Regions from separate parts of the Mus musculus genome. Here region 2 is linked to region 1. Evidence: chromatin loops called from intact Hi-C (ENCODE). Cell type or tissue: left cerebral cortex. All regions are shown on one strand. Each heading gives the region's core, and the rest is flanking DNA. Links, peaks and the distances in the headings are about the cores only. Region 1 has its middle 8.7 kb from the start of Car12. Region 2 overlaps Aph1b (aph1 homolog B, gamma secretase subunit).

Region 1 (8,341 bases), core at 20-8,019:
TGGCTCTCACTGGGCAGACTTCTATGTCCAAACTTGTGCAGGCTCATTGATGGGGATGTGAAAACGCAGCGAGTTTTACAGCTTTCTTCATGCCATGCAGCGAGGGCATGGATTCATAACCTCTGTGTGAACTGCAGCTCTACTCTGCTCAGTTTCAGGCAGGATCAGTAAGAGGACAGTGTGACCCGGAGGAAACAGTGCCAAACTCCTGGCTCTGCCAGGAACCAGCCCTAGAACCTTCACAAGCCTCTCACCCTGTGTATGCCTCTGTTTTCTGACCTCTTAGTTGGAACAAGAATGTCTAACCCCCTACAGGTTTGGGCCCATATGTGTGAAAGTGCTTTGGAAAAAAAATCAAATAAATCTGTGTGTGTGTGTGTCTGTCTCTGTCTCTGTCTCTGTCTCTGTCTCTGTCTCTGTCTCTCTCTCTCTCTCTCTCTCTCTCTCTCATCGCTCCTGAGCCAGCTTGGAATAAAAGGAAGTTTGGAGAATCTCAGCCTTAATTTTCTAATGAAAATGAAAACTGTATTCGTGGATTCCTGGATTCCAGTGTGGAAACTCTCAGCCCATCACTGCCTCCAGTTACCATGGTGAGGCTGGCTCAGTTACTTGGCCGTGGAATTCTTCAGCTGCTACGCTCCTGTTGAACGTGCAATGATGTATGTTAATCAGTCTTTACAAAATACTGCATAATTAATTTAAAAACCATGAAAGTTCACAATTCTACACACAAGATAATTTATCATTTTAAGAGGATGAGCCTTACCTCTTTCCAGGTATCTAGGAAATCATGGTTAGCTGACATGAAGCCGGCTTGGGAGATAGAATTTAACCATTATAGCTTGGATTTCTTGCAGCCACGTCTCCCTGCATACCTGCTTGCTGAATCCACTCTCCGCTAACCTCAGGAGTCTCAGATCCTGGTCTTGGAATTGATCCAAAGCATGTCCTCCCTTCACAGTGCAGGACAGCTCACATTCCATGAAGCTCGTAAGTGAAACATAAATTAAACAGTCCTAATATCAAACCCAGCAGCTTTCACTGAGTCAGACAGAAAGGCACAGGGGAGAAAGAGCTTGGGTTTGCATCTCCACACCACTCGCTGTCCTACATGACCTTGGGCACGCAGCCTTCTGCTCTGAGTATCTTCAGATACTGTCTGAGGAGTGGGGACAGTATCCCTGTAACCCCAGCACCCAGGAGTCGGCAGCAGGGAGAGCACACGTTCACAGCAAGCCTGGGCTTTACAGACAAACACCACTTCAAAAATTCAAAATGATAACAATAATTTAAGATAGCAAAGATACAAGGGCTATAGTAAATACACCCCCACAGAGCCATCAAGAAGTAATATAATAAGCTAGGCATATTTAAATGTGGCACGGGGGCATGCTTAACACTGCATACATGTAGTTCTCTTAAAAGGCCCTGCATGGCTGAAGGAGGAAGAGGCCAGTAATTTTGTCCCGTAATTCCATACTTGGTGTGGGCAACCTCACCAACTTCCATGGGCCTTCAGGGATGAACAGGCAAAAACTTCCAGATACAGTTTTCTCCGTGGTTCTATATATTGGCCCCAGTCATTCTATTGAAATAAGACACCTTCTAAACAGTAGGCTCACAGGCACTGGGTCGCAGGGAAAGTCTGATGTGGGGGACTCAGAGCTACTGCCACATAGGCTTGGAAGAAGCTGGAAATTTCCTCTGTGCTCGAGTATACAAGTACTTCCACTCTAGCTGTCTACAACCTCAGGACTTCGAGATCTGCTCCCTCATTTCAGGTACTTCCAAAGAAACCTGGCAAGCAACCCCCAGTTGCCTGCACGTCGGTGTGCAACCATCCCTACGAGTGGGTTGGAGGAGCATGCCTGTGATTTTTCTTCTTCTCTTTCAACTGGAGTTGATGCACTAAGCTGGGCCACCTCACTTAGGCGCTGAGGCCTAACAGTGCTCAGGGAGGAGAGTCTGGGGCAGCAGTTTATACAGCTGGCTTTGTAACATGGATAGACAAAGATGAGTAGAGAGAGCTTCTCCCTGGGCCCATAGAATTGAGGTGCCTCTCTGGCCAGCAGCCAGTCTTGCTGGATCTAATTTCCTCCCAAGCCCTGTGTTGGCTAAAGATTTGACTGGTGGTTGGTAGGGCATCATAGTTCTCTCGTGTGAGATGGCTTGACCAGTGAACTAAGACACCTCCCAAGGAGACATGGCATATCGAGACCACTGGGATGGCTAAATGCATCATGAAGTAACTGCTTTATACCCCTTCACTTGAAGATTTGGGGGTTCCGTGGCAGTAATTAAGTGACTAGCATGGAATTACTGGCTAAGCCTTATGGCTTGGGCCTGTAACCTCAGTACGTGAGAGATAGAGGCAGGAGAACTAGGAGTTCAATGCCAGTGTTGGCTGCACAGAGAGTTTGAGTCCAACCTGGGCTCCATGGCACCCTCTGCCAAAGATAAACAACAAAGTAATGGCTGATTACTAATGTCTATACCGTTTTTAACAATGATGTACAAAGCATGGTTCTGATGTTGTATGCCTCTGCTTACTACCCACAATTTTGTGAGTGGAAGAAATGATGGCATGCTACAGCCAGAGTTCCCAAAGAATGTTAAAAGAATCAGAAATTTCTAGTCCTACAAACTTGGACTCTCTCTGCAGATTTTATTTCCTCTAGGGGCTGGGGTGACCTCAATCACACTATCTTTATGATAGGGACTTAATCCCACTTAATCCCAGTGAAAATGTGTAAAAAATCTTTTCTAATACTTAGGAAGGAAGACCACCATAATCCGTAATTACAAAGTTGGTTGACACCTGTAACCAGAGAGTTGCTAATGAAGACATTGGGCATGCTTTAGGAACAAGACTGCCTGGACCCATCTCACCTCTGAAAACCAAATTAAACCAAACTAACATAGCCCCAACTCAGGGAGTAAATCAGTCAGACATAGTGAACAATGGAAATCCCAACACAATAGCTTGTTGTTTTCTTGTTGCTGTTTGCACACACAGCCTAGACCAGCCTTGAGAGCATCAGCTTTCTGTTTCCTGAGTACTAGATTGCGGGCACACATCATCGTGCCCAGATCACAGCAGTCTTATGTGACTAGCTGCCCCTAGAAGGGAAGTGGTAAGGAAGAGAGCAGAGAAGTGGTGGAAGGAGCTATCCTCCTTTGTAGCCTTGTCTAAACAAAAGAGGAGGTACAGGGCAATGAAAGGTAATTCCAGATCCATCCACTGGAGGGGAGTAGTGAGCAACATGATGATGGGCAAAGTGCCCTGGGAGAGACAGGAAACAACTTTGTATGTTGACCTGCAACAATGAAATAACTCAGCCACATGAGTTTTAGAAACAAAGTTATTTACATGTAATGTTTTAAAGGCAGAGAAAGCCCAATAATCCATCCTATACCCATCAATTCTTCACTTTTTTACATCTTGTTCTCTTTATTGTCCATGTCAATTAAAAAACTCCTGATAACCTTGGGGCAAATATGTTGTCTCACATGTACTACACTGCTACAAGAACTTACATTGAGGAACTGGAGACATGTTTTCAGTAGTTAAAACATGTAGTTAAGAGCATTTACTGCTCCTGCAAAGAACCCAGTTTGGCTCACCTCACCCACATGACTGTTCACAACTGCCTATAATTCCAGCTACAGGGGAATCCAATGGCCTCTTCTGGCCTTCAAGGGTACTGCATGCATATGGTATACAATACCCACCCATACAGGTAAACACATAAAAATAAATCTCACTTGAAAGGCAGGAGCAGGTAAATCTCTGTTAGTAGCCAGGATGCTCAACATAGCAAAGTCCAGGCCACCCAGGGTTACATAGTGAGATAGAAAGAAAGAAAGAAAGAAAGAAAGAAAGAAAGAAAGAAAGAAAGAAAGAAAGAAAGAAAGAAAGAAAGAAAGAAAGAAAGAAAGAGAGAGGAGGGGAGAAGAGAAGAGAAACAAAGAGCTAATTTTTGTTCCCAAAACACATACACACACACACACACACACACACACACACACTGGATTCTTTAGTTGGTCTGCAGCTCATGTTTGTTTATGGTGGTATTTGAAGTTAGGGATCAACCATAATTCTTCTATGTAGTGAGCCAGTCCCCTACACTATCTATGCAGCAGTCACCCCTTCCTGTTGATTTGTCTGCTACACATCAATTGCATATGCACACTCATGTACATTTTTAGCACTTTCTTACCTTTGTTCTATGTAAATGTTTTATTATGTAGCTGTGCCGGTTGACCTTTCATGTCCCTCTTTCTCAACTGTATGTCTGCAATCATCAATATCATAGAAAAAGTAGCTCCCTTGATCTTTATAGTCAGCAGGTCATGGACTTGAACATGATAGCACAGACCATGGACACCCACATGGTCTCTGATGTCAACATGGTCTCCTGTGGCAGTTCAGACCATGGACATCAACATGACCCTCTTCCACTGCACAGGCCACGGACACCATCCTAGCCCTGACAACAGTACGGATCAAAGATATTAATATGGCGTCAGGTAGCAGTGCAGGATTCTCACGTCAACATGGCTCTCTGCAGCAGTACAGATCACAGACATCTAGATACCCAGATGGCCTTCAGTGGCAATACTGGCCACAGACCCCAGCTGAGGTAGGACTGGGGACCCAGACATGGCCCTCAGCAGTAGCATGATAGGCTATACCCATTAACACGTCTCAGATGGCTACCCACTCATAGCAGCATGGCCCCTCAGCAGCGTCCACAAACATCAGCATGGCCTCAGGGGCAGCCCAAACCGACAACATCTGTATGGCCTTTAGTGGTAACTTGGCCAGGAACATCAGCAGAAACATCCTGGCTGCTGTAACACCACTGACATCCACATGAACCTCAGGCTGCAACATGGACAAGGGCATCAGACCACAGATACCAAGTGGCTTCCAGGGGCAGCTTGGACCATAAAGGTCTTTTGAGAAGATCCAATCCAGAATATGAACAGTTCTTCATACTGGACATCTGCTGTTGCTCAGAACCAGGGCAGTTGTGCATGTGTCTGGGCAGCATGTTGTTCAGGGGCTGAGTTAGAGGGCAAGCCCGGGCTGCTGTCACAACCGTGTTGACCTAACTCAGCAACTCTGTGTTTCCCTGTCTACAGCAGGCTTCTCTCACACCTAGCATTTCCACCATGTCTCCATCAAATATTCATTTATCCTAGAGCATTGGAAACTGCAGTGTGTCACATAAGTGGTTTGGTTTGATATGGGTTTTTATTGTTTGGGTTTTTTTTTTTTTTGTATTTTGTATTTTATTTTTGTTTTTTTGCCCAAATAGTTTTGCATGCTATGGTGGTTTGAATGTTAGGCCCAGGGAGTGGCACTATTAGGAGGTGTGGACTTGTTGAAGTAGGTGTGGCCGTTGAAGGAAGTGTGTCACTGTGGCCATGTGCTTTAAGACCCTCATCCTAGCTCCCTGGAAGCCAGTCTTCTCCTGTTTGCCTTTGGAACAGGATGCTGAACTCTCAGCTCAGCCTGTACCATGCCTGCCTGGATGCTGCCATGCTCCCGCCTTGATGATAATGGACTGAACCTCTGAACGTGTAAGCCAGCCCCCATTAAATGTTCTTATAAGAGTTGCCTTGATCGTGGTGTCTGTTCACAGCAGTAAAACCCTAACAGAGACACATGCAAATATTCAAGTTATTAGTCTACTTATGAAACACCATAAGTACTGGGCCATTGCTGAGACTTCTCTCAGATATTCTGCTATTGCTCAGAGTCAGGGCAATCTTGCAGTTAGTGAGGGAGTCCAGAGGAAGGTTCTATGTGAGAAATGTATCTATCACAGCTCTCTGCCTCCAATATCTGCCACCCCAAGGTTTTACCAGGCTCAACCTTTGTGTTTGTAGCCTGTGGGCAGCTCTGCTGCCCCACACCCTCCATCTCCCAGCAGGGCACCCTCCACAGGCCAGGGCTGAGCTGGTTCCATGCTGGAAGCTGGCTAGTGGGCCTCGGGCCAGCCTTAGTCAGCAAGGAGCTGTTTCTGCAGGAGCTCCAGGGAGCTGCACACCCCCCTGCCATGGGACTCATCAGGAAGGACTTTCGTATGTGCGGCCTGCTGACCAAGACAGCAAAGAGCATAGATTTGTCACTCTGAGCCCGGCTCTTTTCTGCCATCTTTCCTTCCAGTTTTGTGAGTCCACATTTTAAAAGCATCTTCCCATAAGACTTACTTTTCCCCTCTTAGTTGTTCCAGAGCTAATGAAAACTATGCAGACTCCTTATCCGTCACCACTTCACCCCTTGGAGCCTACACATACACACACACACACACACACACACACACACACACACACACAAGTATATAAATATAACCTTCTGGGCTTGTGTTTGTTGTTTGATAGGATTTCAGGTCTCTCAGACTCCTGTTTTTCTCCTTTTCTAGAATTTATTTATTTATATTTGGCTTTATCAAGGCAGAGTTTCTCTGTGTAGCCCTGACTGTCCCGGAACTTGCTCTGTAGACCAGGCCTGTCTCTGTCTCCCTAGTGCTATAATGAAAGGTGCCCCCACTGCTGCCACAACCACCATCTGGCTCTGTCCCCAGATCTAAGGGCATGGTCTGTCTTCGGTGATACTAGACCAAACACACCAACCTCCCCTAAGGGGCTGATGTCCACACTGCAGCCCAAACTCTCCTCACTCACAGACCTTTCCATTGTGGAGAGGGGAAATGCTCGTCCCTAGAGTTCCTTCAGACTCTTGAGAAAGAAGATGCTAGGAAGCAATGCCTCAAACGCAGATCCACCCACCTCTGTCTCCTGAGTGCTGGAATTAAAGGCAGGCAACACCACTGCCTGGCCTTTCTGGAATTTTTAATTGAGCTGATTTTAGATACATTATGGTTCTGTTGCTCACATGAAAGTTGTCTTATTTTCTGTTGTGTTGAAGATTGCTGGTAAAGAAGAATATAACTGATTTTTCCCCTCCCATTTTTAGTTAAAATATAATTACATTATTCCTATTCTTCCTTTTCCTCCCTTCAATCCCTCCCATGCCCCATTCTCAAATTGATAGCTTTTTTATTACTGTTACACACACACACATACACACACACACACACACACACACACACACAATTATATAAATAGAACCTGCTGGGTCCATTCTTGTTTGATATGGGTTCTGGGCTGACCACTTTGTACTGGATAACCATGGGGGGATGGGGCTCCTGCCTGGGAGAAATTAATTCCTCTTCTTTGGGCAGTCATCACCTGACTATCTCTGGCTTTCTCTTGGATGGGAACCCCATGAGATCTCCCCTCCTCCACATTAGCATGTCTATTGATACTGCCATTGTTCAGGTCTTGTTTGTGCAGCTGTGTCCAAGAGAAGCAGTCTTACAACAGACTTCCTGCTATTCTGGCTTTTACCATCTTTCTACCCCTTCTTCTGTGACGTTCCCTGAGCCATCCGTGTAGGAGCTGTGCAACAGATGTATCCATTGGAGTGGGCCTCCTCCAGACTCATGGAGCTTTGCATGTATCTAGTTGTGGCTCTCTGCAGTTGTCCTGTTTGTGGTTGAGAGAAGCCGTTTTGGAGATGGGTAATAGAGCTCTATTGCTTTCTGTGAGCAGATCTGTTCCTGACATTCTTGCTGAGCATGGATATTCAATCATTTCCCTGTTTCTTCTGTGGTCTGCATAGTGTTAGATCTCAAACCCTAGACACATGGCTAACTGAGGTGCCTCTTAACCGATCAAATCTGGTATGCGAATAATTAGAATATACATGAAATAAGGACAGTTTGTCATTTATTTTGAAATTCGTATGTCCATTGCCTCTTTTTCTTGTTTTATAACACTGCCCAGAGCCTCCAGGACTCGGCTGAGTAGAATCAGTTTCCACTTCTATAGTGGTTCCAAATTCATGTGACCCAGCCAGTAGACCACTTTGTCCTGAGCCAGCTGCTCACTTGACCCTCTATCTCTTTACCGTCCACGTCCCCTTGTTGAGATTTGGTCTACTGCTATCTATAACGGAAAGTCTAGGCCAACGAGTAGCTTCTCCTGGCTATAAGTTTCTGTTGTGTAAACCTTGCTCCTTGATTTTAAACTATTGGTTAAATAAAACTGGCTTCAGTGAGTTACTGGAGGGATTAGAGGTAGGTGGGTTTGGAGTGACCTGGTTGGGGGAGAGAGAGGAGGAGGAAGAAAGTAGAGATGGGAAGCCGCCATGAGGGGAGATGGACAGTGAACACATGGCCAGGAGAAACAGCAGGCATGTGGGGTACACAACCGGGAGGCTGCCAGGCCTGCAGTTAGAAGAGTAGATTAGGGGTTACCCCCAGTA
Region 2 (8,341 bases), core at 80-8,079, 68 kb before region 1:
CCTTTGAGCAGCTCACAACCACTTCTAACTACAGCTCTAGGAGATCCAATGCATCTGGCCTTCAACTGCGACTGTATTCATATGCCCACACAGGCAGGACCATACATATTCAAAAACAGAACCAACACACATGAGAAGGAAATTTGCCTAGTGAAACTCAGTTGAATTATTGAATAGTCCTTGTTTGCCTGTGGTTGTTCTTATACTGTGAGTGCTGCTGTGTAGCTCAGGCAGAGCTGTTTCCGTAGCCTGCTTTGCACCTTACCTAGGAAGCCTGAGGGAGGTGGAGTCTTACACATACACATTGAAGTGCTGCTCTTATTAATAATTGAAAAGGAGTAGCCTGGATGTTGTATGCTGTGTTCCACACAGGTTTTCTGTGAAGAGAGAGAAAATGCACATAAAATTGACCTTGGGATTTTGAATATTGTTTTAGTGCTTGAGTAACAGAGATGCATTGACCATGTGAATAGCCGGGATAGATTCAGTTGTAATTTCACATAAGCCACATTTATCCTTAGTTTGTTTGAACCAGTGCTCTTCACTGGAGGTGTGTCCACCTGTCTGTCCTTTCGCTTGCCGGGCTAGCAGTGCAGCAGTAGTGACATTTTCAGAACATCTTGATGAAATGTGCTCCAGGGAAGTGAGGACAGTGTCTTCAGACTGCTCAGAAGATAGCTTTTGTTCCCAGTAAACATAAGTACTGTGAGAGAGATTTTTTTCTCTCCCTAGTTCTTGTTTCAGTAGCTTCAGCCCTGTGTCAAAACAGGTGTTAACAGTAGTTGTGAGCACTGAAGCCTTGCTAGGGCTTATAGGCATGTGCCACCACGCCTAGCTAAAGGATCTCATTATGATTACAATATTTATCTTTTTGTTTAATAACAGGCTTTACTTTAGTCCTTTCTAATGTTTAGAGGAAATGGACACCATCTCTCTGTATCATCTGTAACATTTTTACATGTTAACCCTTTATGACCCGTATGACCTGCCTTTATGACCTGTAGCAGCAAACCTTCCAGGCCTGTGTTTTTCCCAATGGACAGCAAAAACATTATTTAACATTTCATTCTCTAGATATCCCTCATTTGGAGTAGACCATCTTTCAGTATCTGTTAGTATAGTTATTGCCTTGTTTGAAACTTGGCTGTACATTCTGTTGTTTGTTACTGATTAGTTGCGAGACTTTCAAAGTGAAGTTCATTAGCTAATTTACAACCCACAACGCATGTATCATTTCTCTGTATTCAGAATCAATTTGGCACAAAGATGTTCCTTGTGGCTTCTTAATCCAAGTAGAGAAAAAAAAAAAAAACCTCAAAGATCTTGGAGCTTTACTTTGAAAAATCTCTAAGTAATTGTGAAAGAGTGAACTTACAAAACATCACAGAGCAGTAGCTGAAGACAGAAGCCGGTGAAATTAACCATGATTTAGCTTCTACTTGGCAGCTTTGAATAGCTTAGTCTTGTCACTTTCCCTCCCCTTAGAGAGGAGACGAAGCACCTGAGAGGTTGTGTGTGGCCTTTACCCTCAGACAGGAGGTTCAGGAAACTGGGAGGATCTATCACTGGAATCAGTTGGCTCTGTTTGAATGAGGCTGCTCCAGGTTTATACTGATCATCTTCCCGGATGATCCAGCTTCAGGGCCAATACCTCTGAGCCTGTAACACAGGTGAGGAGGGGCACATTTCCCAAGTCAGCTCAGAGTCGGCTACAGTCTCTTTGGCCCTTTCTCAATAAAGTTGTGAGTCTTGCTAGATGTCATTATTTGAGGATTAGTTAGAATGGAGATTTCCTGATGACCACCCTCAGATGTGAGAATCCTCTATTAGAAAAAATAAAAATATTTTGTCTTCATCTCATCAAAAATTAGAATAGAAGAACTGCTCAGTTGTCTTATTGTCCACATTTGAGTAGAACACTTGTATTCTGTTCAACAGACATTTTAATGTGTGAGTCCCAAGACTTTAAGGCTCAGTGACTTATACAAGTCACTTATACAAGTCACTGATACAAGTAACTGGTATTTGTTATTTAAGTGTAAATCATGGTAAGTCTTGTAAAACTATACTTTAAAAATGTATTTGTATAAAATAAAAAGTGGAGTGTATAGTTCTTTCTTGGGGGTTTGCCTTTCACACAGACTGTTTAGACAGGTTTAAAGAATGGAAGAAACATGGATACTATAGAGTCTTTGGTCACTAGAAAGCTTAGAGTTAACCACATAAATGAAAACATCTACGTTTTAGCCAGTCATGAAGCTCACACCTGTAGTCCCAGGGTCTATGAGGGTGAGTCACTTCAAACCAGCTTGAGCTACAGTGACACCCTGTCTCAAAAATCTGTAACTATTGTGTTAAGGAAATTATAACATATGCTGCTAATTATGAGTAACATAAAAGGCTTGAATAATACTATTTTAGATTTCAGAAGGATGAAGGGCACTGGACAGTTTATATAGATAAAAAATAACAAGTGCTGGCTGAGAACCATGGGGCAGGAATTCATGTGAGTGCTGGAACAGGGAGAAGTTAGAAGGGAGGGGGAGGGAGGGAGGGAGGGAGGGAGGGAGAAAACCCGTAGGGGTAGTATGCTGGGAGCAAGAGCAAAAGCTGTCAATTACTGCTGACTGAAGAGTAAGAACAGCAGGAGCGGATGGTAATGTGAAGAGAGATGAAAGTTGCTGGTGACCTTTATGGAAACAATTTCACCGTGGAAAAAAGGCTGATCACCTAAATGGGCGGGTTCTAGAGAATGGGAGGACATGCCAGTCTCCTGTGTACAGTGTTATAGAGGGGGAGGAGAGCCTGAGGAGAAGGGGGAGCTACAGTAGCTATGTTGGAAATGTGTTATGATGGGAATGATTCAGTAGGAAGGAAAACAGTTGCCACATCAAAGTCCCTAGGAAGTGAGGAGAGAGGGATATATTTGGCATCCAAGGCTTATCAGATAAATACAGATGTTCAAAATCAAAAATTAGGAAAAACTAAAGCTAAAGGACGAAGAAACAACATAGCTAAGAACAAAAATGAGAGTGCAACATTACTACTAGAGATCTCATATTAATAAAAAGGGAATACTGAGGTCAACTTAATGTCAATAAATTTAAATTTTTAGTTGAGGGGCTGGAGAGATGGCTCTGCTGTTAAGAACAGTGTACTGTTTTTCCAAAGGAACTAAATTTTGTCTCCAGCAACCATGTCTGGCAGCTCAGAATCATATGGAGCTCCAACTTCAAAGGGATCCAGCACTCTGGCCTCCATGGGCATCAGTGCTCACATGTATGTATGTACATGTGCTCACATGTAGCTCACATGCTACATATAGGCATATCTACATGTGCATGACTACAAATAATACTTTTAAATTTCAGATTAAATGAATGAGGTTTAAGAAATACTCACAGAGCTTATTCAGAAAATAGAAAATCTGGGCTTGGAGCGGTGGCTTATTGTTTAAGAACACTTGCTCTCTCGCAGAGGACACAGGTTCAGTTCCCAGCATCCACATACTGGTTCACAATTTTCTGTGACTCCAATTCCAGGGGTTCTGACACCCTCCTCTTTGTTCTGAGGGCACTGAATTCATGTGGTACATATACATATATGCAAGTAAACGCTCATACATATTGAATAAATATAAATACATATTTGAAAAAAGAAAAATATAAAAATCTGTTTTTTTTTTTCAGACAGCTTTTCTTCTTGCCTCTTTTTCTATTTCCATGTGTTTTTGGAAGGTGCATGTGTTTCTGTGTGTGCACATGCTTGCGTATTTGTACATGGGGCTCATGCACGTGCATGCTGAAGTTGCTGTCGAGAATCAGCCTTGGCTATAGGTTGTTCTTCCATCTTATTTCTTGAGGCAAGGTCTCTCAATCAAAGCCAATACTTGCTAATATGGCTACTTGCTATCCAGCTTGCCCTGGGAGTCCCCTGTCTGCCTCCCAAGGCTGGAATTACAAGTAAGCTGCCATGCCCACCTGGCATTTACATGGGTTCTGCAAATCTGAACGCCTGTACCCACTCTCATATAGGTGCTTTAATCACTGCGCAACCTTCCTAGTCACCTCTTTCTTGCTTCTTAATATTACTTTTCACTATCTGTCAAGAGCTAGAATCACCTCGTAAGTAAAACAACTATCACGATGAGTTTCATGTTAAACTGCATTGGATTAGTCTATAATGTTTGTTGATTATTTGTAGCCAGAAACAGGGTTCCTTAGGTTTGTTGTCTGTTTGTGCCAGAAACTTGGGGACCCTTGGGGGTGCTTTTGTTCTCCTCTCCTCTTGACTGCGGCCTTCCTTAATGCTTATTTTAGAGACTGTATACCAATACTGCAGTATACCAATACTGGCGTTCTGTTGTTGCAGCAGTATGGGAGTCATAAAACAGTGATTTTCAATCTTCCTAATGCTTTGACCCTTTAATACAATTCCTTTAATACAATACTGTAATTTTGCTACTGTTATGAATCACAATATAAATATTTGATATGCAGGATATCTGATATGCAACCTCCCCAAAAGGGGTCAGGACCCATATGTTAAGAACCACTGTCCCATAGTCTTAAAATTATCAGCTTTTCATTGAAATTCCTCCTGGACTTTCTCTTAGTTTTCTCCTTAGTGGATAAGACAGGGGAGTGCAATTGGAGAAAGCCTTTCTTCAGGTAATATGAGGCTCTGAGAAACATTTTTCCCCCTAAAATCAGTAATGAGGACGGAAGTACACTTGCTCTTTTCTTACATAATATAGCGCTTGGAGGTTCGGTTCTTTATCTTAGCCGTGGAACCTCAGAGTTGTTCTGATTTGCATTTCCCTGGTGACTAAGGACTTGAACATTCTTTATACCATTCATCCATAGCAACAGCAACAGCATGGCACTGGCAGCAGAACAGATACGTACACTGATAGAGTAGAAGAAAGAGTACCCAGAAATAAACGCAGAGCCGGGGCCCGCTAATTTCTGGCAAAGATGTTTTGAAAAACAAACATTGGAGAAAAAGAGTCTCTTCAAATAAAGCTGAGAAAACACAATACCCACATACAGAAGAATGAAATTAGGATATCTCACTCTGTATAAAAGTCAATTCAAAATGAGTCAAAGACCTACTCTCCCTTCTTCAATATTCTCTTAAAGGCCCATATTCTCAAATACACCCTTGGAGCTTCCTTTAGTTGTGCCATGAATGCCTCCACATTTTTATTCTTTTTTTAGCTCCAACTAGGAAGCATCTAGGCTTCAAGGTCTTTCTCAAGTGTCATTTCCTGTGAGAAGTCTTACCTGACGTTATTAGACTTAGAAAGGTAAGTGAGTGACTTTCTCCACCACAATCCCTTACATGTTTTATTCTTAAATCAGGGGATAATTTACATTCAATAAAATGATTTGTAATGGAATATATGTACATATTTGCCCCTGTGTACTCTTAATACTCCTCTCCTGCCAAGACACAGGACATATCCTTTCCCTAATGGTTGTTCTTCCTCCTTTCAAGCCACTCACACAGACACAACTAGTGGCTCTCGTGTCTATCATCAGCGATAAATTGTGCTTGTTTGGGGCCATCAAGATGGCTCAGTGGATGGAGGTGTTTGCTGCACAAGCCTGGCGACTTGAATTCAATTCCTAGAACCCATGTAAAAGTAGGAGAAGTGACTCCACGGTCTTGTCCTCCAATCTCCACATGCCCACCATGGCCTTTGTGCGTCTTCTCCACATACACTCAAATATATAGAATTTTTAATTTTCAAAACTGTCTTGTTCTTTTTTGAACTTTAACTAGAATAACATGAACTATTATATTTCTGCCTCTAGATTCTTTTGCCCAACAATTCCCAGGATTCATTTGTTTTAGTGAGTATCAGTATTTGCAAAATTCTATTCAATAAAAAAATTGCCATTATTTGGTTAGCCATTCTTCTGTTAATGGACAACATAGCATTATGTTCAGATAACTTTATATTATAGTCAATGGCTTTTGTCTTATGCTAGAATCCCCACCACTTATTCTACACTTAGCAGACAATTCTTTAAAGCTTTGCTTTCAAATGAGATGGTATGTGAGATAGTTGAAAGCTGCTCTCACTGATAGGAGGATACTATCTTCAATTCACCAGTGGTTAAAAGGGAGTGACAAGCTCCTGAACTGAGTGTGTTAATGGCTCCATGGCCCTCCATGGAAAGGATTCGAATGGTTCTCTGTTAGTCACAAGAAGAGACACTAAGACATGTGAGACCTGGTTTAATCAGAGAAGCTACCTGGTTGTGCTATATGTTTCACTAGAAAAGCCTTTGCTTCTCCAAGTTGGCTGTGTCATCACTGAGTTGCTGTAGAGGCCTCAGAATGCCCTTGAGCCCAGGGATCCTCTGTGTGTTGTGTACACTGTAGGCCATTAAAAGAATTAATGTTTGAAAGGGGTGAACTCCAGTGGAAATTATGAGTTTGACTTACAGTACTCAGAGGTCATAGCTGGCCAAGTGAAGAGAGAGCTCACTCCTGCCTGTAGTGGGGGTCTAAGTGAAGGTGACACAGCTCTGGCCAAATCTCTCCTGCTTGGTGGCAAAGAGGAGATAGGATGGTTTGTCCTTATGTGGGTCCCCCTTCCCCCCATATTTTCTGAATTATGTAGTTGCTGTAATTAGGCTTCTATTTAAAGTGTAAAATTTGTACATTCTTGACATACATGGGGAAACCAAAATAATGAGCGTAGTCACCAGTTCAGCTGCTTCTCATATACTTGTGTAGTTAGTCCTTACATACACATATATACACATACCACTCCACCTCCCCAGGCAACCGCTGACCTGCTTCCTGTCGCTATGTTTATATTCTTCAGATTTCTCTCATATGAAATGATATCCAAGTACTGACGGAGAAGCACACACTCACACTGTGTGCGTTTACTGTTTTTCTCTAGACCTGCTTTAGGAAAAGACCTAAACGTGGCCTTGGGAATTTAGTTTTACTTAAATAAGAGGTAAAGCTTATCATCCCCTGGGAGCTGAGCCAGCTCCTCTGCCCACTGCAGTTGGTGATGCTGGCTCAGACTGTACCTGACTAGAAGTCAAAGTTGAATGCCACCAAACAGATTGGAGGCAGGAGGTTGTTACCTTTCTAGAAATCATTTAGGGTTTTCAGTGTCTGGAATCATTGCATGACCAAGGCAAGGATGGTGAGTTCTATTACAAACAAGTACTTCCAGACCATAAAGATGGATCTGGGTAAAAGTACCTGCTAGTGAGCCCAAGGGCATGAGGTGGACTCATAGGACCAACATGGTTGGAACGAGAAAAATGACTCCTGCAAGTTGTCCTCGGATATCTGTATGTGCTCTATGGCAACTTCCTGAAAACACATGTACACACACACATACATCCCCCACATACATACATCATACATACATGTATACATATGTAATACATACATACATACATACATACATACATAACTAGAGACAGAGAGCCAAGGAGACAGAGTTGGAGAGACAGAGAGAGAGAAAGAGAAACAAAGAGAGAGTAGGGTGCTTTATGTAGCCGGAGGAGGGCCCCCTAGTTCTGCTAATGAAGACCGCAATGGTCGATAGCTAGCCAGCCAGATACTTGTTTCCCACTAAGGAGATGAAAGCAGTGCTCCATGTTTCCCTGGGTGGTTGCTTCATGGAGTTAAAGTACACAGAAACAGCCAAGGCTGTTTAAGGCACTAGCAAACTGCTGGTTGGCCTACAGTCAGACTGACACAATACAGTCAAATATATGTCACCTGGTGGCAAGCAGTTCTATGGTAAATCATTCACCGCAGCCAGGAATTTGGCCCCTGTTTGTGCCAAGTCATTAAGTAATGAAGTGGGGAGGAGTTGTCCCCATGGCACCCAGCCTCATATCTCCCTGAAGTCTTGTGCGACAGTCAATTCTGAGTCATAAAAGTCACTATGAGCCCCTGGCTGGGTGACCTTCAGAGTAGATGGCAGCTCAACGTGGCCATACCCAGATGTACCCTGCAGACAGTGATAAGGATTGTGCCTCTGCTTCTTGCAGATGCCCCAGAGATCACTCCTCCTTGGAGGGAACCTTGTAGGGTTTGTGACACTCTGAAAGAGCACCACTCTCTAACGTAGTGAACGATGCAATCAACAGAGTTAGTGTGCATCACTCTGCTAGCACCTAGCCTCTTCAGCTGTCTGGTACCTGGAAATACCTTGTAGGTGAGAGGACCCAACAACTTTAAAGAGAAGGGAGGAGTGAGGGAAGGATGGAGGGAAGAAGAAAGAGATACTGTGTTCTGTTGAGGATAATCAGGTACCAGCTACAATAGAAGACAGGCAGAAGCACTCCAGGTC

What was found. Peaks named below come from ENCODE experiments on the same cell type or tissue, not always from the same donor. Only the 100,000 strongest peaks of a DNase experiment are listed, where the experiment ranks them.
Region 2: a loop joins it to region 1, with 2.2 times the contacts of the local background. A loop is called at or near these places in 11 of 42 quality-filtered maps.

The regions. Positions count from the first base shown.
Region 1 is chr9:66,700,862-66,709,202 of GRCm38, reverse strand. No RefSeq gene overlaps it. Among named protein-coding and RNA genes, the nearest start is that of Car12, 8.7 kb to the left of the region's middle. In left cerebral cortex, for the core only: a CTCF peak has its summit at 3,241; DNase peaks (open chromatin) are centred at 606 and 3,235.
Region 2 is chr9:66,768,974-66,777,314 of GRCm38, reverse strand. Aph1b (aph1 homolog B, gamma secretase subunit) reads left to right here. Exons shown (of 6, transcript NM_177583.4): 6 at 1-1,828. Among named protein-coding and RNA genes, the nearest start is that of Aph1b, 22 kb to the left of the region's middle. In left cerebral cortex, for the core only: no CTCF peak of the experiment used is centred there; a DNase peak (open chromatin) is centred at 4,881.